Regions from separate parts of the Homo sapiens genome. Here region 2 is linked to region 1. Evidence: chromatin loops called from intact Hi-C (ENCODE). Cell type or tissue: PC-9. All regions are shown on one strand. Links, peaks and the distances in the headings refer to the core of each region. The heading gives the core; the rest is flanking DNA.

The links. Hi-C counts contacts between places; a loop is a spot of excess contacts. Peaks named below come from ENCODE experiments on the same cell type or tissue, not always from the same donor. Only the 100,000 strongest peaks of a DNase experiment are listed, where the experiment ranks them.
Region 2: it touches region 1 in a loop (4-fold over the local background); 3 of 110 quality-filtered maps call a loop at or near these places.

What each region holds. Positions count from the first base shown.
Region 1 is chr3:174,953,709-174,957,985 of GRCh38, reverse strand. The region is part of intron 1 of NAALADL2 (N-acetylated alpha-linked acidic dipeptidase like 2); the gene reads right to left. Among named protein-coding and RNA genes, the nearest start is that of NAALADL2, 97 kb to the right of the region's middle. In PC-9, for the core only: no CTCF peak of the experiment used is centred there; a DNase peak (open chromatin) is centred at 2,315; H3K4me3 peaks cover 322 bases; H3K27ac peaks cover 1,071 bases.
Region 2 is chr3:174,124,240-174,126,739 of GRCh38, reverse strand. The region is part of intron 4 of NLGN1 (neuroligin 1); the gene reads right to left. Among named protein-coding and RNA genes, the nearest start is that of NLGN1-AS1, 200 kb to the right of the region's middle. In PC-9, for the core only: a CTCF peak has its summit at 1,310 (motif pointing left); no DNase peak of the experiment used is centred there.

The sequences.
Region 1 (4,277 bases), core at 1,079-3,578:
TCCCAGAGAAAGGAAACTACATTAACAAACTACATTGGCAATGGGGAAAAATGAGTTTGCCAAGGATGATGCAGAGTTTGCAAGTTGAGGCAGGAATTAATTAGACAAAAATGGAATCCTGGTCTTCCTGTTTAGCTCATCCTTCCCCTCTGATCTAATTTAGACACACTGAGCCTCAAAGCTTCTTTATTCAATTCATTGAACTATCTTATTCTCTTGAAAACAGCCAGTAGAATGAACTATGAATCTGTCATCTCTGAGAGTTAATATGCTATTCATTTAAAGATTCTATTCCAAGCCTAAAAATAAATCAAAGAGGCAAATATTACACTGGTCAATGGAATGTTTCTTGGAATGAAATCAACAACTACAAAAAAAAAAAAATTCTCCTACCACAGTTTAAAACTTTTTCTATTGGGTCTTCCTTCTCAGCCTCTAGAAGCTATCCGGGATATACCCCCACAGCTTAGGTTGCTTTGGAATTGTATAACCAGCTCTTTTTAAGTATTAATAACAAAAATACTACTCAAAATCCAATCTAATCAAAATCAAAACAGGTATCTCATATCTCACAAATGATAACAAGCTTGTCACCTTTCTGTAGTTCAGGCCTGGCCTAGGCTAACTAGCCTGCAGTGAGGAAGAGGGGCTTGATTTGTTGTTTTACTCCTATTCTCCTTTCTTCCTTCTGACTCATTGTGCTGTCTCCCCTTCTTGCAGTAGGGAGGTGAGAAAAAGAATGAGGAAAGGCAGATGCAGTTCTCTCCTGGCTATCAAGGAAGTCTCGGGATTGCTTTAGAGCCCTGTTAGTATGCCCAGATGCTTAGAATGAGGAAAAGATGCTTGTCGCCTTTTGTTATCAGTTCTGGGGCCTAAACTGACTCTATCAGGGAACAAAAAAAATAAGCATCCCTTGTAGCTTGTATGTACCATAACAGAACAGGGAGACCCACAGCAGAGTGACTGAAGCTACAGACAGAAGGAAAGTAAAAGCGGTGAGTACTGATAGAGAAAGCTACATCCCTGAAAAGGAGGAGAATGGCTTGTGTCAAGGAAAAAAAGGTTTAAGTTCTCTTTCATCATTTCCTTCAGTTATAGAGACTTTCTGCAAAATACTGTTCTGTTTCTCCTTTGTAATCCTCATTAGAAACTACTTCTGTTATGCACCTATGCCTGCTGACGCTCCTCTCATCCCACATTCTTGTTACAATCTCCAGTGCAAAAGGACCTCCACTCCATCATCTTGATCTAACTTCACTGTGTCTCCCCATTCCACCCTTCTCCAGAACTGGCAGGCCCAAAGAAGTGTTTTTAGATCCTCCAAGAGATAGAGTCAGCTAGTCCATTTATCTATGGATTATACATAAAGCCTAATGGCTAATATTAATTGAGTACTTATATGTGGCAGGCAATTTGTTATGTGATTTACAGGAGTTTTTAACTTTATCTCACTAAACCCTATATAATATATGTACTTTTATTTTTATTATTTTATAGGAGATAAAAGTGAGGCCCATAGGGGCTAAATAAATTGCCCATGTCCAACGATGAAAGAAGCAGAACCTAGAAAGTCTACAGGACTCTGCCTCTCATAGATAAATATTTGTTTCATCCAATGACAATATTCCTTTATCTTTTTTAGACATCATTCTGCCAAATAAAAACCAAATTGTCAACATCACCTATTATGCTTACTTTAGTGAGTCCATAAGAGACTACAAGATTACCATGACAAAATTACTTCTAATCGTGGAAAGAAAATGAGATCTGCAAATTTATCCTAGTTATTTCCTGGCTGTTGAGTGCTGTCTATCCAGTTGTGATCTTCTGCAACTGACTTCATGTGACTCCCTTTAAACTGCTAAGAGGTTTGAAGAAAGTGATCCCAGCAGGGTTTAGAAATTAACAACCTAGTGTTTTTGTTTTCCATATCATATTTTGTGAATATCATCACTGGGCAATAATCTCCAAGAAACTGATTGACTTAAGTGAAATTACAAAAGAGAGTATTTAAACCAATCCAATAAGATTGGCACCAACACCCGGAATAACTGGAACAAATCACAAGTTTTCAAAGTGTGGTTTCTTAAACAGTATCACTAGTGTCATCTGGGAAAACTTCTGAGCAATCCAAATTCAGGGGCCCCACCCCAGCGAGGCCTAATAAATCAGACACTCTGTTGGTAGAGCCTGATCATCTGTCTTTTAAAAAGTCCTGCAGGTGATTCTAATCTTCACTAAAGTTATAAAAACACTGTACAAAACAAATGAACTATTACCTATGGGGGCAATCTGCTGCAGAAGCCAGTAGCCTCAGGCTCTGATATCTCTATTTGTCTTTAGTTAACTTTAATACTATTTAATCCTTTGTCTACATACCACTCCCTCTAGCAAAGATATGTATGAGTCACCAGACAAGCATTGTTCTGCCAGTGTCTCTATTTGAGAGGTATCATCATTTGTGATAATCTTTAAGTAAATTCCTGATCCTTATTAGCTGATCATTAAGTAAATTCTTCTTAGATCCTAAAACCTTTCACTGCTTTCCAAAATTTAAGGAAAAACTTGAAGAGAATATCCAAACAGGTATTTGTTGTTTTAAAACACTGAGATGCCCTGAGGAACCCCAGAAAATCAGTCTGTGAAACTTCTCTGAACTTATTTTATTTTGCACTGAATGTGAAAGAAATTGTTTTTAAAATAACTATGGAAATTGGTAGAATCTCCTGATATGGTACACTTGCCAACTTTGAAAATGCGTCGTGAATTATATTTGTAGTTGTATTTCAAGAAAAGTTTATGTATAAGTAGAAGACGATGCCGTAACTGATGGCCTGTGGAGGCCGTAATTTTTCATTGTACCATTTTCATTACTTGGATAGCCATTTCAATCTTTCTTGGAGTAAGAGAAAATGTTTTCAATTACGTTTCCTAAAGGTAATGAATTTTACTCTGAATTACATTTTAGATTCATGAAGCATTTTTATAAGGAGACTTTAAAAAATAATATATTGTTGTTAACGGATGTAGAAATTTCAGAAATCTACACTAACCACAATTAAAACTGCAAATTAAGTGAATTATCCAGAAGATGCATGCCCTAGCTCTTAAGTTAGAGAAGCTTTAATTACATGTATGAATGTTTTATGAACTTCTCTTACAAGGTCTTTTAGCCAGCATAGGTTCCCCTGACAGAAGAATAACAGCAAACCTCTCAGGTCATCGAATGTTCCCATTCCCATTTGACTAGGCTACTCTCCATGTTCACATTATTTAACATTCTCTATCGTGTTGTTGGATCTGCATTTTAATGGTCCTTAAATTCCATTCAGAAGATTGTTTACTGAGTATACCAAATTATATCCCATTGCACCAAAAGAACAAAAATACCAGCAAATATGTCTCACTGTAAACACATACAATATACTCTTTTATCTAACTTTGGCCAAAGTGTTAGCATCCAAATGGCTCTACCTCCTCAACTATTTTATTCTTTTTCATAGGATATCCTGAGGTTTATTTCCCTGTATTATCTAAATGTATCTAAGTCTCACTGTCAGTCTACAAAATTGAGTTTTGTCAATCACAGTATAATGCACCCTCAATGCAGTACAGTTTTCATTTAATAACTTAATTTTTATGCAAATTTAACCTTTAATGGAGCTACAAACAGTTGCATTCAAGTTACATCTGCATAACATTTCTCAGATGGTTTAAATGTAAAAGGGGTGGAATTTTTTTAGAAATTAAAATACCCCAAACATTTGATGCCAGGCTCAGTAAAATTCTCCAGTGAGCTTATTGATTTGTTTTGTCAGTATTCAAGTTGCCTGATTAGGGCAGTGGGCTTGATCCCCTTCAGTGGATGTGCCAGAAGGAATATTGCAAATAGGGCCATCACTAATGGGGTCAAATCCCCAGGTAGAACATGCCAAAGTCGTATCTAAATAGACTCCAAGGAACGGTGGCATTAAAATGTACCTGGAAGTTTTTCTGTTAAACACATTATATTAGAGAGTAAAAGGCTTACTTATTTAGCTTCAAGTGCCTTAACTTCCCTGAAATCTAGCCACTGAGGACAGAGAACGGAGTGTATGTCATGTGTGTTTCTGTATGTGTTTGGTTTTAGATGAGAAAAAAAAACAATTAAAAAGTGATTAATTCCATGAGAAACAATAGAAATATGGAGTAGTCACGCACCTCCTTTCTTGCTGTTCTGGGAGTCATGTGGTAACCTGCTCCGGGGAAAAGCTTGCAACAGAGTGTGGCACACAGTA
Region 2 (2,500 bases), core at 1-2,500, 830 kb after region 1:
GTAGTTGGTGATTTTCAAGGGTCTAGTTTTCCAATATGGCATTTGCACAGGTTTAAGGAAAGGCACAGTATCTTATTTTATATTCTCTTCTCAGTCCCAGGTTAAGGCAAGTTTTGATATGGAGAGTGAATTGACTCCTAAACTATATTAACAATAATGATGGGAACAATTAACTGAGGAAGAATTTATTACCACACATGGTATCCTAACAATTAAGTTACATAAATATTTAATCTTACTCTCTGCAGTGCACTTGGTTGGAAGGAATATACAGAAATAATAAAAGTCACATCCATTCAACACTTGGATCATCTGTACCTGTCACTCCTCTAGACACTTCATGGACATTATAATTTTTAAACTATGACCCAGGTCTGTCAGGTTGCAAAGTATATTTTCTTTCCTCTACACTATGGTCTGGTGCTTGCCCTCAGTGAACTCATAAATCTAATGGGAGAGACAGGGCTACCACACATAAAGCAATAAGAAAATAAACAGAAACTAGTTCTGTGGCCTTGATTTTAAAGCCCAAACAAACAAACAAACAAAGAAACAGTGACAATACAGCAAATCCAGTTCAAGAAAGGGAAAGGTGAAGGCTCTAGTGGCAGTGACAGAGTATAAGGCTTCTTCTTTCCAGCATCATGCCCGGGTGAACACAGATTTGCCTCCACTCCTTCTCAATGTGTGACCTTGCACTCAGATGCTCATTTCTTCATCTGCAACATGACAATATTACTTATTGCACTGTGAGACTAAAAGTTAGATGTAAAAGGTCTTGCATGATGTCTGCCCTAAAGTAGAAGCTCTGTGTTGTTAAAGTTAACAGCTATTTTCTTCTTTTTATGACTTAACCGCATAGTAGTTTCTGACAAAGTGACCGACGACTACTCTCTGGAAATATTCCTCACTCCTTGTGGCCTGGGATGCTACAATCTTAAAAGTTTTCTTCCTATCTCTTGAATACTCTTGGTTTCTTTTGGGACTCAGTGCCAAGTTTTATCTGCTTCTTTTATCACCGTATACTTTCTCTGTATACAATCTCATGTACAACCATGACATGTGCATGTATATTCTGCCAACTCACTAGGCAATATTTCAGACTTTGACCTCTCTTTGAGTTCCGAACTGGAATATGCAGCAGCCTATTCAGTATCTCCATTTGACCATCTTACCAGTATCCTAAGAAGAGTATGTCCACACCTGAACTCCCTGTATCACACAGCTCCCCCACCTAAACTCCTTCTCCTTTACTTCCCTCTAGCTTTGTAAACAGCACCACCATCTGGCTAGTTGTTCAGCCCACACATCTAGGGATCATTTTTGATAATCTTCACCTCCTTGTGCTCATATACAGTCAATCATGAAATCTTTTTATGACTTCCTCTTAAATATATTTTAAATCAAACCTCAACTTTTTATCTTCCCCTGCTGCAACCTAGTGTAAGCCAATATGGCCTATAGGCTAAAATATTAAATGAGTCTTACTTTCTTTTTCTTCACCTAGATCATCCTACACAGAGTCATCAAAAAGTCTTTTCAAATCTGAAAATCTATTAAGATCATATCTAAACTTTAAGCCTTTTCATTGCTCTTAGAATGGCTTTTCATTGCTCTTAGAATACAAATAAAAAACCTCAACCTTTGCCTAAAATGCTACCTTATAATCTGGCACTTGAATATTCCTCCAACTCCATCTCATGCCATTCTCCATGCACTCTCAATATTCTGCAGCTAGACTAGCATTTTTTACATTCTTCAAGTGTCCCAAGCCTGCACCTGAGTCAGGCTCTTTCAATCTGCTGGCCCTTCTAATGTTGCCTGGTCAATTCACAGTCAAATTTCAAGTGTTAGCTTAAACTTTCTCAGAAAAGATTCCAGGAACCTCCGTGCTAAATTTGGTCCTTTTGTTACATGCTCCCATAAAATTCTGTGTTTCTTCATCCCAGCATTTAGCTCATTCATAATATACATACATATTTTATATACGTGTGTAATATATGTATATACACATATACGTATAAATATATAAGTATATACTATAAGTGTATACTTATATATGTATATACACATATACATATATATAAGTATGTACTTATATATATACGTATATGTGTATACGTATATATACGTATATATGTATACGTATATATACGTATATATGTGTATACGTATATATACGTATATATATAAGTATATGTATATAAGTAAGTACATATGTATATATACTTATATATATACACATATATGTGTATATACATAATCTATAATATATTTGTTTCATTTTAATCTCTCCCATAGAACAGGGACTATGGTGATTTTATTTATCAGTGCCAATGTATTCCCATAAATTAGTATCAGGCTTGTACAAAACAGGTGCTCAAGAAATATCTTTGAATGGAGGAATATTCAGTGGATTTATGTTCAATAAATGGTAGCTATTAACAGAGCAGTAACAATGATACCAGTGACAATGTATAGTAGTCAGCTTGAGCTGTCA